2 separate regions of the Homo sapiens genome follow, and region 2 is linked to region 1. A link is an interaction called in ENCODE POLR2A ChIA-PET data of the cell type or tissue named here. Cell type or tissue: PC-9. All regions are shown on one strand. Links, peaks and the distances in the headings refer to the core of each region. The heading gives the core; the rest is flanking DNA.

Evidence for each region. Peaks named below come from ENCODE experiments on the same cell type or tissue, not always from the same donor. Only the 100,000 strongest peaks of a DNase experiment are listed, where the experiment ranks them.
Region 2: POLR2A ChIA-PET joins it to region 1 with 11 read pairs; 1 of 35 experiments calls an interaction of 5 or more read pairs at or near these places.

Annotation. Positions count from the first base shown.
Region 1 is chr7:45,140,588-45,148,924 of GRCh38, reverse strand. No RefSeq gene overlaps it. Among named protein-coding and RNA genes, the nearest start is that of RAMP3, 13 kb to the left of the region's middle. RefSeq lists an enhancer at 7,993-8,062. In PC-9, for the core only: no CTCF peak of the experiment used is centred there; a DNase peak (open chromatin) is centred at 5,124; H3K27me3 peaks cover 2,252 bases.
Region 2 is chr7:46,224,811-46,233,147 of GRCh38, reverse strand. No RefSeq gene overlaps it. Among named protein-coding and RNA genes, the nearest start is that of IGFBP3, 310 kb to the right of the region's middle. In PC-9, for the core only: no CTCF peak of the experiment used is centred there; DNase peaks (open chromatin) are centred at 3,473 and 6,076.

The DNA.
Region 1 (8,337 bases), core at 186-8,185:
TTTACTGCATGCCTTCCTGTGGAATGCATGCTACCTGGGGCAGGGTCCACATCTGTCTTGTTTATGATTGTAATACAGCGCCCAGAACAATGCTTAGTACAACGTGTGCGCCTGACGCATACTTGTGTAATGAGCGAATGAACAAATGCCCTCTGCAAGTTGTGCACGTGCATCAGGAGTGTGACATCACATGGCACTTTGAGAAGCAGTGCGGAGGATCCACCGGAAGCACAAGGACACATGCCTCCGCAGGGAAAGAGATGGGGAGATGGTGAGCCGGTGAGTTTGGGGAATAGCAGGCCCATGCCGAAGTCTCCGCTGGTCTGCCTAGGTCCTGGATGGTGGACGGGGCCGGCTGCAGACAAGGAGCAGTAGTGGAGGGAAGGAGCCAGGCCTGACGGGCGTTGCTGTGAGGCTGACCTGAGCTCAGAGAGAGGCGGGCTGCCGGGCTGGACCTGTGCAGAAACCCTGCAAAAGCACGGGGCTCGGCAGGCTCGACATTCAAAGGCCAGGACAGGAGGAGAAGCCAGCCAGGCTAAGGGGCGAGCTCTGCGGTGTCTGACCTACAGGAACGCCGCTCTTCTCATGCATGAGTGCGGTTGCCGCCGAGGAGCCGAGTACGGGCTGAGCCTGGCCCGCTTCTCTGCACAGCTCAGAGCCTGGAGGAGGTGAGCCGCGTGTGTCCTCCATCCAGGATGCCCATGTACCCTCTCTGAGCTCTCAGCGGCTCATTTCTGCCTTCTGCTGGAATTAACCGGCTCCTCATTTCGCTCTGAGACCCTCCTCCTCCGGGTCAGCTCCCCCAGCTCAGTCTCCTCCTGGCTCAACTTCACCTGTCAAGATGGAGCTGCAGGGTCACCTCCTCCGAGGAGCCTTCCTTGACTCTTTTCTCACATCTGATCTCTGGGCTGGGTGCCCTCCTGCGCTCGCCCGCAATCCCCAGCTCAGGAACTGGGTTTCACCATCAAATGCCTGGGACAGAACTAAATGAACTTTCCCTCACCCAAACACTCTGTACCTTTTTGCAGTTTTGCATTTTTTATACTTATGTGTGTCTTCATTTTCTTGTTTTAAACATTGATATACTGTAGAGTGTTTGTCACTTTTTTTACATATTTATTATAAAAATATTTAATATATATTTTATTAATTTCAATTACAATATCTTTTTGATATTTTATTTAAAATTATTTTATTACAAAATGTTTTATTACAAAATAATTTTTTAGTTACGAAAGTGCTAAATGTTAACGCCTCAGTCCCACTTGTCCAGAGATATCAGTTAAGTTTCTTTTGTGTCTTTTCTGAAGTTTTAACAATATTTCTATTGCAAAATTTATTTTTATTACATAATTTTTTAAGTTTTCAGGGCATCCCCACACACAGGTAGGGCATACATGTATACACACATCTGCACATGCATCTTCTGGACACATGACATTCCCCACCTGCCTAGGAGCTTCCTGGGACCACTGCCCAGTGTGCAAACCAATCACCTCCAACCCCCCAGCTGAGTGTAAGCTAGTCACATGGTGTCTCCACCCCTTCTGCATGGTCAGATGGACATAATACCCAAGCTCCTGCTCAAAGTCTCCTTGCTGGGAATCTGAAATTGGGCTGAGACTTCAGTTCAGCCTGGGACCATTTCCCGAAACTCAGGAGGAGAGAACCCTGGCACTGCCGAGAGATGCAGCCAGAGAGGAGAGGCAGAGAGAACTCCAGTGCCCATGTACTCCCGTGCTCCAGTCCTTCTTCAGATCCAGCTGTGGGGCCAGCCCTCATCCGAGGCATGCACCGTTTCTCGTTGGGCTTTAGGCAAAGTCTGCTTTAGGACAGCCTAGGGGGTATTCGGGGGCAGCAACAGGGTGTGCTATTCCGTGCCTAAGGCCCAACTCTTGCTCATGTCTGGTCTCAGAAGCCAGTGACTCTGTGACCGCTGCCCCCTGGCCTATTGCCCAGTAGGTGGCCCACTTGCCCTCCCTTCCACAGTCATCTCTAAGTCACACCTGGGGTTCCCAGAGCATTTAGTGCTTCTAGCCTTGTCTACCTCTCTTGCCCTTTGACCTTGCTGCCACCTCCACCCCAGCTGGCCCCAGGACAATCGTGGCCTGAGATGGAGAGGCCTGAGACACTCAGTGTAGCCCAGTGGAGCTCAGCCTGAGCCTGTCAACTCCCGTCCACCCCCTGCAGGGACTCCTTACTTGGGGATACAGCCCACCTTGCTCAGCGGTTTCCTCCCGAGCCCAGGCCCACGGCCCTGCTCCCGGCCTGCCTTCGTTCATACTGCTCACAGCACCTGGCTCCGCTGGCTGTAAAAGCCCTTTTGCCCCATGTTGGGTACACTGCCTGATGTCCGCCAGCCCCCCAGCCTTATGCTTACGGGACAGACAATGCTGAAGAGGACACCTCAACTACAAGTTCCAGCCCTGGGTGAGCCTGGCTCCTTTCCTAGAGGTTCCTAGGCTAGCCCCATCCTAATGCTGTTCAAAAGGGCCCCTCAGAGACTATGTCTGGGCAGCCCTCAGAGCCTTCCTGACTGTGTCTTAAACCTTCCTCTCCAACCACAGGGGCCCAGCCTACAGCCTCTACACCCCCCACCCCTCCCATTTGGCTTTCTGTCTGGGGCTCCCACACTCATTAGCCATAGTCCCCAGGTCTGCATCAGGTTGTCCCAAGCCTTCCAGAAGAACAGAGGCTGAGAGGACACTTCTGTAGGGTCCCTACAGCCACGGAGGAGGAAACCAAATCCAAGGGCCCCGGGTGCAGAGGCACAGCTGAGGAGCCCCAAGCCCCAGACCAGTGCTGGAGCGATCCCCAGCACAGCAGCCTCTCCCACTATCCCAAAGACGGTGCCCCCCCGCCATCAGCATTCCCTGGCAAACTTTTCCCATCCTCTGGTTTTCGGTGGGTGGCCACAAATGCCAAAGTAGCTCCCATCACCTTGGAGCACAGAGCTTTTTTTTTTTTTTTTGACACAGGGTCTCATGCTGTCACCCAGGCTGCAGTGCAGTGGCGCCATCATTGCTCACTGCAGCCTCAACCTCCCAGGCTCAACCCATCCTCTTGCCTCAGCCTCCTGAGTAGCTGGGACTAAGGGCACATGCCACCATGCCCACCTAATTTGTTTTTTCTAAAGATGGGGTCTCACTATGTTGCCCAGATTGGAAAAGATTTTCTTGAGAATGTGGCTGACGAGCCCCGCCTACCCATGCGGCCCTTGCCGCCCTTACCCGGCAGAACTGGGGGGCCCAGGACATTCCTGATCTGATTCTCCAAGATAAGGCAGCCCTCCTTGCATCAAATCATGTATTCTGGACTCTCTAGAATCAAAAATAAAAGTCTCAGCAATACTTATGCCTGCCTTATGGGTCTCTCCATTTCATTATTAAAATGGCTTCTCCCCACGCCTGCAGCAGCCCAGCAGTCCTGCTGCGTGGGCAGCCTTGTAGGAGGGCTCAGCATCGCCCCACAGCTGATCCCCTCCTAGGTATGGGGTTAAGTGTTCACCTCTTGGCTTCATCACCTCCCAACTATGTCACATGGAGAAAATTACTTGGCCTTTCTAAGCCCCAGTTTCCTGGTCTGTAAAATGAGGGTAATGTCTGGTCTGGAAGGATTTTGTGGAGATAGCTAAGATAATGATGAAGTCTAAGGCCCTGAGCACAAAGCTCAGCCCGAAGCTCAACGAAGGACAGCTGCCTGCTATCAACCGAGACCTCCCAGTCCCCCAGAGCATCAGCTGCATTCCTGTCCCTATCACTTTCTGTGGATGGCCCCGTGGCCTCCTGTACTGGGTAAAAGTTGATGTGCTCTCTGCTCCCCCGTTTCATCTTTACACGCCTCATCTTCACCCTCCCTCCACTCCAGGGATGGTATATGGGGTTCTGTTTCCAAAGCCAATTCTGCCACGTTTGCCTTACAAACCAACTCTTGGAGCATCTACCCTCCAACCATCTTTCCCGCTACTCGCCACCTTTCATCTTAACCTTTCCCTCTAGTCTTGATATTTCCTGAAAAGGCGCCACTGAAAGCTCCAAAGTACGCTCCTGGTTCCCAACCCCTGTGAACACTGCCAGACCTCATTTTCTCCAACTTTGGCAGCATTTGGCACTTGCGGCCCCCTTACCTCCCCTCCCCCATCTCCCTACTCCCTCCACCCCACCCCCCATACTTTCTCCTTCCTGGTATTCTTCAGTCACTCCTCTCAGTGTCTTTCTCTCCCTCCCTTGCCCTAAGAACACAGGCTTTCTCCAAGACTGGCCCTTGGCAGTCTCTCTCTTCCCTCAGCACCTCTTGGCAATATAATCCATGACCATTAAGACCATGCATTCTGCACCCTGTGCAGACAAATCTGAAATGACCCTGACCTCTCTGCCCCCAGTCTGTCCTCTACCTGTGCCTCAAACTCAACAAGCAGAAAAGCAAACAAGGGACAGCTCCCTGAACCCCACCCTCCAGATACCCTCATCTGAGGACTGAATCACTCTGCCAGATCCTTCCCACATTCAACACACCACTGTGATCCAATTTACACTAGACACACACTAGACACACCACCCCAGCAATAGGATGGGCACACACACACTCTCCCTCACACAAGGCTGGGGCATGGATTCAAGGCAAGATCCCTTTGGAATGGTTCATTCTCGCTGACCTCCTGGTCTCGGAATAGAATCAAGTCCTTGATGCCTTATAGCCACTCATCGCTCTTTCCCCTAATCCTGCTCACAAGAGCCCAGGTTCCTGTTTAATTAAGTCAAAAACAGGACAAAAAGCTGAGAAGAATGGTGAGTCTACAACTTGGAAGATGCTCACCCTGGCTCTCAGGATAGTTACAGTCATAGTCATGGCAGATGCAAAGGCAGGGGAAATATAGTAACATAAAATACAGAGCCAGGGAGAGTGTGAGCAGGAGATGGGGCAAAACTGCATATAGTATTCCTCAGCCGTATGAGAGCGGCAATCCTGTCTTACCCATCTTCAAGCCTCTGATGCCCAGTAGAGAGCCTCGCACATAGTAGAGACTCAGATTTTTGTGGGATGAATGAATCCCTGAGTCCTCTGCTTATTCCTTTATCTTTCTCAATAGGTTACACCTCTAATGAGTCAAAGTAAATGCTGTGGCTGTGAATGGGCTTTCTGACTAAGAGCTCAAGGACACTAGCCTAACGGGGTAGCCTCTCAGTGCTGACTGTGCTTACCCAAAGCCAGACTTGATATCCTGAACTGAAAAAGGGGGAGGCCTTCATCAGAGATCTGGAGGACTTGGTGAATACCAAAGATGGTCCCTGTCAGGGAGGTGAGCATTTGGCACAAGAAGTGTTGAGGAGAAATGCAAGAGACATGGGCCATGAAACTGAAGATGTTCCTTCCAGATTTTCTTGGATGCCAGGATTTTGCTTTGGGAATCTTTTAAAATAATAATAATAATAGTAATATGAAGTAGGCCAGGTGCGGTGGCTCACACCTGTAATCCTAGCATATTGGGAGGCCGAGGAGGGCAGATCACCTGAGGTCAGGAGTTTGAGACCAGCCTGGCCAATATGGAGAAACCCCATCTCTACTAAAAATACAAAAATTAGCCAGGCGTGGTGTCAGGTGCCTGTAATCCCAGCTACTCAGGAGGCTGAGGCATGAGAATCGCTTGAACCCAGGAGGTGGAGTTTGCAGTGAGCCAAGATCACGCCACTGTACTCCACCCTGGGTAACAGAGCAAGATTCTGTCTAAAAAAAAAAAAAAAAAAAAAAAAAAGATGAAGTATGCCAGAAGCTCTTAGTTCATAGGCACTTAATAACTTCATTTTTGTCTGTCCCCATATTACAGGGAGAAAGAAGTAAATAAAGGGCTATTTGTCCAGGGCCAAATGGCTGACCTGGGACTCTCCTCCTTTCTGGATGTCAGAGCAGAGCTGTCCTGAACCCTCATGATAGCAAAAGATCTGAAACTGGTGTTGGTAGTTGGGGAAAGGCAGGCTTCTGGAGAGGTGGGGGGCACAGGCTCCTGTGCAGTTCGCAGACTTGGAAGGCACCTTCCGGGTTTTTGTGTTTGCATTTTCTGCACTTTACAGAAGTGGTACATGTCGTTTTGGGGGAAGAAATAAAAAATGAAGTGAAACAAAAGGAAATAAAAATCATCTGTGGCATATTGACTTTAGAAAAAAAAATCATAATACCTTCCAGCCTACTTTTTACGTTTTTTAGTTAGATTCATGTGAAATCATAACCCTCCAGGCTCCCCTGCTGCTGCTCTGAGAACATGCACTGGGCACCTGGAATGCCAGGTGTGAATGTGCTCTTTGGCTTCCCTGGCTTTCTCGTGTCCTGAGTATGACCATTCTGCCAGTACTGTGTCTGCCGTGATTGGAAATCCTTTATCTGTCTTCATTAGATTTTACAACAGGGAAGATACTGATGTTTTTTCTTAGTTTGTTATGACCATTTTACTATTTGGTAATAATAAAACCTTCTATAAAGTTAAAGGAGTACATGGTGGTAGCAGTAAAGAAGACAGAAATATATCAATTTAAACCTTGTGCAACACAGTAATACATAAAGTGAAAATTATTTTCTCCTCCCCTTTTCAGCCCTACTGTAAAAAGAAGGCTTCTGATGGCTGAATAGTATTCCTTTGTGTGGATATCACAATGGACATCACCAACTTTCTAGTGTTAGATTTTCTGTACAACAAATAACAATGTGATTTCATGGTAAAATCTTTGCACAGGCCTATGTGTTACATTCCTGGAATAAAATGGCTGCAGAGTGCAAAGGCAGCCACACACACAGCTTCAGGAAGTTCTTTCCTGGAAGCCACTCTGGGGTGAGGCCCATAGTTCCCACACTCCCGCCACCTGTTGCAAATCTGAGACCCAGAGAGGGGACGGTGGTTAAGCTAGCATGGGGTCCAGTGATCCCATTACTGGGTATATACCCAAAGGATTATAAATCATGCTACTATAAAGACACATGCACATGTGTGTTTATTGTGGCACTATTCACAATAGCAAAGACTTGGAACCAACCCAAATGTCCATCAATGATAGACTGGATTAAGAAAATGTGGCACATATACACCATGGAATACTATGCAGCCATAAAAAAGGATGAGTTCACATCCTTTGTAGGGACATGGATGAAGCTGGAAACCATCATTCTGAACAAACTGTCGCAAGGACAGAAAACCAAACACCACATGTTCTCACTCATGGGTGGGAATTGAACAATTAGAACACTTGGACACAGGGTGGGGTACACCGCACACCGGTGCCTGTCGTGAGGTGGGGGGAGGGGGGAGGAATCGCATTAAGAGAAATACCTAATGTAAATGATGAGTTAATGGGTGCAGCACACCAACATGGCACATGTATACATATGTAACAAACCTGCACGTTGTGCACATGTACCCTAGAACTTAAAGTATAATAATTTAAAAAAAAAGAAACACACACACACACAAAAGAGCTAGCGTGGGGTCCAGTTTGTTGACTCAGTCAATTGTTGGCTCTTTTCATCCCATAGCACTGCCTTTCCCAAACTTACCTTGGATCATCTCTTCCAATGACCCAAGTAGCACCTAAAATGGCTAAAGAGTCACCTGTGTAGAAATCAGGACAGACATAGGACCTGGAGAATGGCCATACTCTGGGTGAAACAGAAGATAGGTGGAACAAGAAAGCCCGGGAGGCCAGAGGAGTATGTTCACACCTGAGATTCCATGTGTCAGAGGAGGGGCCTGGTAGAAGGTGATTGGGTTACGGGGGCAGATTTCTCCCTTGTTGTTCTCGTGATAGTGAGTGAGCTTTCACAAGACTTGATCATTTAAAAGTGTGTAGCACCTCCCCCTTCTCTCACACTCTCTCGAGAACTCTTCTCTCCTGCCACTATGAGAAGAAGGTACTCACTTCCCCTTCCGGTATGATTGTAGGTTTCCTGAGGCCTCCCCAGCCATGCCTCCTGAACAGCCTGTGGAACTGTGAGTCAATTAAACCTCTTTTCTTCATAAATTATCCAGTCTCAGGTAGTTCTTTATAGCAATGTGAGAATAAACTAACACATAGTCCTTCCTTGTGTATGAAGTTTTCTGTGCATTTCTGGGCCTGTGAGGTTAAGGCCCTAAGCCTGGATGCTGTGGCGATACTACAGTACCACTGAGGTATCCCCACCTCGTGAGGCCTCTTAGAAGACAGCCTGTTAACCTTCTAGTAGCACTCAACCCCGCTGGCCTTCTTGGCTCACAGTGCTTACAAGGACTTCTAGTAACCACTATGCCCAACGTTATACAGCATGTCACAGCCCATAGGAAGTTTTCCCATTTTCTCTTTTGAGCCTCACCATAAA
Region 2 (8,337 bases), core at 306-8,305, 1.1 Mb before region 1:
TTGCTGCATTTCATGCCCCCTCTGGTCTTAATTGAGTATTTTATATGATTAGATTTTCTCCCTTCTCTTAGCATATCAATTATACTTCTTTTTAAAAATGTTTTTAGCAGTTACTCTGCAGTTTGCAATATATATTTACAACCAAATTAAGTCCACTCTCAAATACTACCATAATACTTCATAGGTGGTACAGGTACCTTTAACAGTGTACCCCAATCACTCCTTCCTGTCCCTTTTAACTTTGTTGTTGTTCATTTTCCTTATGTATATACTATAATCACTTAATGCACTGTTGTTATTATTAGTACTTTGAATAAACAGCTACCTATTCAGTCAATTAAGAATAAGAATAATATAAAATTTAATTTTATAATCACTTATTCCTCCTTTGATGCTTTCCTTTCTTTATGTAGATCCAAGCTTCTGAGTAGTATTATATTCTTTCTCCCTGAAGAACTTCTTTTAAAATGTCTCAGGGTTACATCTACTGGCAATAAATTTCCTTAGTTTTTGTTTGAGAAGGTCCTTATTTCTCCTTAGCTTTTAATGGATCACTTTATAGGATGTAGAATTCAAGGTTGCAAGTTTATTTTCTTTTGTTTTGTTCAAGTGTTAAATATTCTACTCCACTCCCTTCTTGTTTGCATGGTTTTCGACAAGAAGTTTGATGTAATTCTTATCTTTTTTCATATATCTGTTAGGTGTTTTTACTCTCTCTGGCTGCTTTCAAGATTTTCTCTTTGTCTTTTGTTTTCTACAGTTTAATTGTGATATTCCTAGGTGTATTTACCTACACTTATTTATCATGTTTTATATTCTCTGAAATTCCTGGAACTGTGTCTGTCATTAATTTTGGAAAATTTGCACCCACTATTTCTTTAAATATACCTTCTGCTTCTTTTTCTCTCATCTCTTGATATTTCAATAACACATGCTAAACCTTTTGAAATTGTCCTGCAGCTCTTGGGTGTTGTGTTCTTTTTTAGTTTGTCTTTTGGTTTTCATTCTTTGAATTTAATTTGGGAAAGTTTCTTTTGACATAACTTTAAGCCCACTGATGTTCTCCTTGCTATGCCTAATCTATTGATGAGGCCATCAAGGACATTTTTCATTTCTGTTATGGATTATTTTGATTGCTAGTATTTTTTTGATTATTTCTTAGAAATGCTATCTCTCTGCTTACATTACTCATTTGATTTTGCATGTTGCCTGTTTTTTGCTTTGGAGCCCTCAGCCTAGCCATAGTTATTTTAAAATTTTTGTCTTATAATTCCAAAATCTCTGCCTGGATGAGGTTGACTCTGATGCTTGTTTTGTCTCCTCAGATGGTGTTTTATCTTGCCTTTTAGCATATCTTGTAATTTTTTGGTGGTTAGAAGCCACACATCCTATGTCAGGTAATAGGAACTGATGTAAGTAGTATTCTAATGTGAAATTTAAATTAATCTGCCTAGGAGGTGGGTTGAATTTAATATTTGCTGTACGTGTAAGCATCAGAGGTTTCATTTTTTCTAGAATCCCTGTAAAGTCTAAGCTTTGCAGTGTTTTTAATCCCCATAGCACAGGGGAATTTATTATGGAACACTTTCCCATTTTGCAGGACATAAGGTGTGAGTAGGCTATATTTCCATAATAATACAAAAGGAATATATAGGAAGTTGCATTCAATAGCTCAAACTTCAGCTCAAATATTCAGCAAGTGACCTCATACAGCAGACAATCCCCATGACATTTTTTTTGAAGCAATTATTAGTATTACTTCCTAGATAGCAACATTCAGAATCAGACAAAGTTTATGCCCTAAATGGCACAGTCAAGCCCAATGAGCTCCAAACCCCAAGCATTTCCCACCATACCAGGCTCCCCTCCACCCTGCTACTCTGAACCCTACCCATGTCCAGAGGTTGACTTCTACAGTCCTATAAAGTAGCTATATCAGGTCCTGAAAATGCAACCAAGGAAAGGGACTGGAATTTCTCTCTCAGGGAGAGAAGACAACTGGATGATGTGATCTTCCTGGGAGGCAGATGCCTTTAAAATCTCTGCTATTAATCATGGTTGTATTTTGTTAACCAACCCAGACAGCCCACAGTGCTTTCTTCTCTATTATCTTATTTGACACAGAGTTCCAAGAAAAATAATACTTCTACTGAAAAAAATAAGTATATGTGATTTTTGTTACATGGTAAGAAAAAGGAGGGGTAAGCTAGCCCTAGAGAATAATTTTCATAATCCTTTCAATAATTCAGCACACCCTCCTAGTTACAAGATATTTAAGCTGATAAACCAAGATTGTGTAATACTAATTTGCTCGATCTCAAGTAATGTATCATCTGTTTTTTCCACCCTTCTTCTTTAAAAAATGAGTAAAAAGAAAGATTTGCAAAAAGAAAATAAAATTATAATTAACTTGTTGATTGTGTCCTTAAGTGAGTGTAAAGGATTCTTGTTTTACAGTACAAAGCCATATCGTTTTCCACAAGCACTGTCCTTTAACAGGTACTGACCTTTAAAATTGATCAGACAGAACATTTTCATCTGGCACAGAAGGGTATCAGTGATTTTCTTACCCTTTAGCCTTTCATGAAGTCAAAAGTAGAGACAGAGATTTGGGAGATGATAAAGGCCATCTGACAAAAGCATTATTCAGAGTTTGGCTTGATTATTAGAACAATATTCTTGTTTCTGGATCCATTTAAGTGATGACATAATTTACTTTTGAAGGTTGTGTTAAATATCATACAACTTAGAGGCAAGAAGTGAGGTGAAATGTTTCAAAGCTAACAATGTCATCTACAATACGCAGAAGAAATAAAGGTGATGATGTGAGTAGATGCTTCATTTTTAGTCAACACTTTTAGTGTGACAGGGCACTAAATCTAAAGTCCAACTGATGCACTACCTTTCAAGAGATGCCAAATTCTAAGGAGAATTTTAAAGTCATATATTTTAATGTGTTTTTAAATAATATATTTTTAAACTATCTTAAAATAACAAATTTTCTAAAATTATGGAATGGTATTTTTCTAAAAATATGTTCTTTCCCAAGAATGGTTATTGGATTCTGAAATTTATACGGATGACATGAGTGAGAGTGCAGGTGGAGAGAAGGACTTTATGTGGGGATTTCTTCAGAGAAAGTGCTACTACGACCTTTCCCCTCCCACTGAGCCAGAGGTGAAAATGGGATGTCTGCTCCCTTCACATCTCAAGAGAAAAGCCTTAAGGTTGATAACCAGGAGAACTTTGACATGGTGGCCAGTCGTCTGCTTTGCCCAGGACTGCGGGGCTTCCTGAGACATGAGACTTTCTCAAAACTGAGAAAGTCTGGGACAAAACAAGAAGATTTGGTCACTTTCAAACTGGACTGTGGAGTTGAGGAAGAGCTCATGACACCAGTATCTGAGCCATGACATAACGCTACCCAGTCATCATGCTAGAGTCTGTTTACTCTCCAAATCCCCTGAGCTATAACGTGAGTCATTCTCCTCTCTTCAAAGTTCTAATTCATCCTACCATCAGCTGATGACTAGCTCCCTATTTCACTGAGAAAATAACACAATAAGAAGAGAGCAGGCACAGAACTTCCATAAGCCTCCTCAACCATATCTGAGCCACGTGCTCTGCATTCCTTCCTGTGGCCGAGGAGAAACTCCCTGTGGCCCCCACACTTGACTGTTGTCTACTATTGCCTCTCCCCAGTGAGGAACACATACCTGTAATTCTGTCCTCTCCCCTATAGCATCAGTTGTTGTTCTTCCTCACACTCTCTTCTAGGTAGTTCTCATCAGCATAAAAACATGTTGTTATCTTGCCCGTCTTAAAGCATGCGCACATGCACACACACGCGATTCCCTTTTCACCCCAGTTACCTTCTCATCTACGGAACATCTTGCCATTTTCTACTCTCACTGTGGCTTTTTCTCCCAATTTTTATTAACATTACAGTGAGGCTTTTCTCCTGACATGCCACCAAAATATTACTCTTGTGTAAACTATTAGTAACCCTTGCTTTGCTAAATCTAATGATCAAATTTGGGTCCTCATCTTCTGTGCCATATTAGGTACATTTACTCACTCCCATCTCCTAAAAATCCTTTCCTAATTGAGTTAGAGGAAAGCATGCCAATCTTACTAAAATATCTACAGATAATAAGCACCTATTTTATATGCAGTCCTATATTAATTATTTTGAGAAATATGTATAGACCATAAAATATGTTTTCTGCTGCCAACCTATAGGCTCACTATGGATGCTTCCCTGGCAACTCTTTTTCCTTCTGCTTTGCAGGAGAGGGAAAGCTTAACTTTGAAGATCAAAATAGTACTAAATATTTTGGTCTGAACATACTAACTTCTGAATCAAGAATCTCTTTTGCAAACTGAAATTACGATGAAACTCCCTATTGCTTTCAAGGGACCAGAACATTTTTAAAGCTTGCAAGAGTGTCTATACACCAGCTTGGGGAAAGCTTCTCACACTGAAAGAAATTTAAAATGTAGATGAAATATAAAAATAAAAGTGAAGATTGACAGCATTTTATGTTATTCAACTTATTGCTCACAGTCCCATCTATATTATTATAATAAGTGTAAATCCAGAAAATCATGTGTTTAATACATGCCAGTGATGTCACACAAGGAATAGTGCCTCGATTCACATTTCCCATTTCTAGTCCTGGCCTCGAAAACGTCTTTCTGTAGTAACAGGCAAGATCCCTCTAGACAGCATGCTCTGCCATGGCCTATGCTATGTGCAATTATTGCTTTTACGTTTGCTGACAGTGTGGGTGGACTGTAATGGTTGATTTTTTTGTGTCAACTTGGGTAGGTCATGGTGCCTAGATGTTTAGCCAAGCATCAGTCTTGATGTTGCTGTGAAGGTATTTTTTAGATGTGATTAACATTTAAATCAGTAGACTTTGCATAAAGCAAATTGCCCTACATAATGTGGATGGATAGGCCTTTTCAAGTCAGTTGAATCCGTTAAAGGACCCATGAGCAAAGATTGAAATTTCTGAAAGAAGGAATTCTGCTTCCAGACTGCAACATAGAAACCCTCCCTGTTTCTCCAGGCTGCTGGCCTGCCCTGCAGATTTCCAACTTGCCAGCCCCTACAATCACATGAGCTAGTTATTAAAAATAAGCCCCTTACATTGGTTCTGTTTTTCTGGACAACCCCAATTAGTACAGTAGTGCAGGTGGTTTTGTGTGTGTGTGCGTGTGTGTGTGTGGAGTGCCTTTTATTAAAAGAAATTGAGGATTTTGCAGTTAAAAGTAATGGTTAAAAACCTCAATTACTTTTGCACCAATGTAGTAAATGCCTGACAGAGGTCAGGTTCCCTGGAATATAGTCTCTTAGCCAAAGATTTTGAAGAGGAAGTTTATTTGGTGAATGCTGTTGGGATCAACAATCAAGGGGGGGTTGAAGTTGATAGAATTGGGAAAATGCAAGGTTTGTAATGTAATGTGGTCATAAGACAGAAAACTCTGCGTCAAAAAAGGGCCCCAAAGGCACCCTCCATAAAGCAAGGGGGAAGGCCTTTCTATCCCTCACTGTCACTAGTCTTGGTAAATGTGTTCCCCTGGAGAGAAGCAGGGTCTTGGTCTCTTATTGGCTCAGGCAACGCCTAGAGAAGCACTGGCTGGGCTGTCCTTTTTCAGTACTGTTGGCAGTGTGGAGAATGAGTGCCACATCTTAGATGTGGCTCTGGGACGTGCACTTCACCATCCTCTGCAACATTTTAGGATTCCAGAGCTCCAGAGGAGACACAAATGTTGCTGATATTTAGCCATTTAGCAGAAACTTTAAAAAAGATTTTTTTCAAATAATTTTGGACACACCAGATACTTAAAAAGATAGTACAGGGTTCACCTATGTTCCCCTAATGTTAACATTTTGCATAATCACATGCATTTATTGAAATGAAAACATTAACATTAACACAATACTACTAACTAAACTGCCGACTTTATTAATATTTCCCCGGGTGTCCCACAAATGCCCTTTATCTGTTTAGGGCATTTGAGAATATCACATTACAAGTATTTGTTTTCTCAGTCTTTGGAAAGACAAAATGCAACAGACAACTAAGGATGATGTAATTCAGGTCATCGTAACAGGGAGAACATACATCACTGAAGAGTCTGGTGTCTTAAAGGGGCAGGTAGACAGGTTGAGAGTGAGAATATGTGGGCTGGTAGGTAGATTTCTCCATCTTCATGCTTCTGGGGATACAGGGCTCAGGTGAAGCTCAGCAATGTCTGTCTCTCCTTATCTTTCATGACCCTGCATTTTTGAAGAGTACTGGTCAAGTATCTTGTAGGATGTTCCCAATTTGGGTTTGTCTGGTGTTTGCTCATTATTAGACTAGGGTTAGAGATTTTGGAGAGGAGCGACATGCACATGAAATGCCCTACACATCATATCATTAGCAGTACATGGTACCAATAGGTCTTATTCCTGGTGATGATGATCCTGGTCACCTGATTAAGGTGGTGTCTGCTAGGTTTTCTTCACTCTGATGTTACTATGGTTTCCTTCCTTAGGCACTTTTTTAAAATATCAATTGTGTTGCAGGTACCAGGCAGGCTCTGAAGCTTCAGATTATAACAACATCAGCTTGTTGCATCCAAATAATTCATACAGCCCCACAGGGAAACAGACAGGTGTGCAAAGTGGGGGTGAGAAGAGCAATCTCAATGGGGATAGAGTTTTCTCAGCCCTAGATTCCCAATGGAATCCCAGCCTTACAGAGTGGGAAAATTAGTCGTAGGTCTGACCCTTGCATAAAAGGAGTTAGATTTGTATCACAAGAAAAAGAGCAAGAACCATGTCCAGGAAGTCGGGTACATTCCACATTCCTTTTCACCTTTCTACTCTTTAAACAAGCATTCTCTAGGCTGCATCATTATTAGTTTCTAAATATTTGTTCAATCCATTTTTCTTTCCCAATCTCTTACCTTAGTTCTCTCCCTCTCCAGTCCCATCTCTGTAGAACATATGGAATGTTCTTTGTAAAGTATGTCCCCCCCAAACCCCAAATATTCTTCCCAATGTCACCACACAGATTGATCTGGTTCAATTTTTATGTAACAGAGTCATGAGTTGTTTGTCAGTTGCCATGGACCCCCATGTTGAAGGCCACGTAACTGGAGCATTCCCAGAGAAACAAGGCACCAGTGGAACCTAAGTGGTCAGGCAGAGGAGTGGGACTGAATTAAGAAGCCAACAGGGTATACCAGGATCCAGGATCCAATCATATCAAGCCTAGCATCTCTCCATGGCAGAATCCAGTCAGATCATGCCTCCCAGCAAAACCTAATTGCAAGATCCAGTCAGATCGCACCTCATTACCTATGCTTATAAAGCTCCAAACCCAGCTCAGAGAGACAGAGTTGAGCATTTCCTGCTCTCTTCTGTCCAAACAGCAATCAAACTTCCTTGCTGCAAAAACTCAGTGCTTGGGTGTTTGACTTTCCGTTGTGTAGGCAAATTGATCCAGTTTGGTTCGGTGACAGTAAAATCCACTAGACAGAATTCCATCTTCTTGACAAAATGCCTAAGTTCCTCACTCCCTTCCAGCCCCTCAGCCCACTATGCTGATTCTCATCCCCCTCTCTCCACTCCAGCGACTCTGCATTACTACAATTTCCTCTCTGCCAAAGCACCTCACCTCTCAGGCATTCATCGTTTCATTCCTGCCAGTGGCTGCCTTCCACAACCCCTCTTCTCTGGACTTACTCCTATGTATCTTTTAAGACCCTCCATCTGGGCTGCTGAATGGGTCCCCTGGATTCCCTGGGGCACTTCCTCTGCTCCCTCCCTGGGTCATCGTGCCAAGTGCTGGCTGTGGGGATGCGCGCCTCTGTGGCTCACCAATCCTGTGACAGGAAGGACAAGTCACTCAACCTCTCTGCTCTTCAGGTTTCTCATCTAAAACCATAAGGAAAATGATAGCATGTGCTTTTGACAGTGGGTGAAATAATCTGTGCACAGTGCTTAGCAGAGAGCCTGGCACATACTAAACAGTAGTAGCTTATTATTACCCCAGTGTCACTGCTGCCACTGTTGTTAGTTTCTGTGACAGGCTCCCACACTGGGCTGTGGAATCCCATAGGGCAGTACCTATGCCAGTATCTTCTTTGAATTCCATGAAAAAACACAGTTCCCACTACATGTTGGCTTTCAATAAATATGTAAGGAAGAAAGATGAAAGAAAGAAAAAAAGTTAAATCCATATTCTTTTTGTAACACTTTCAAACCAATGTTTCTTATATGCCTAGTACTGTATGTATACTCATACAATCAATTTCTTGTAAAAATGCAAATCACTA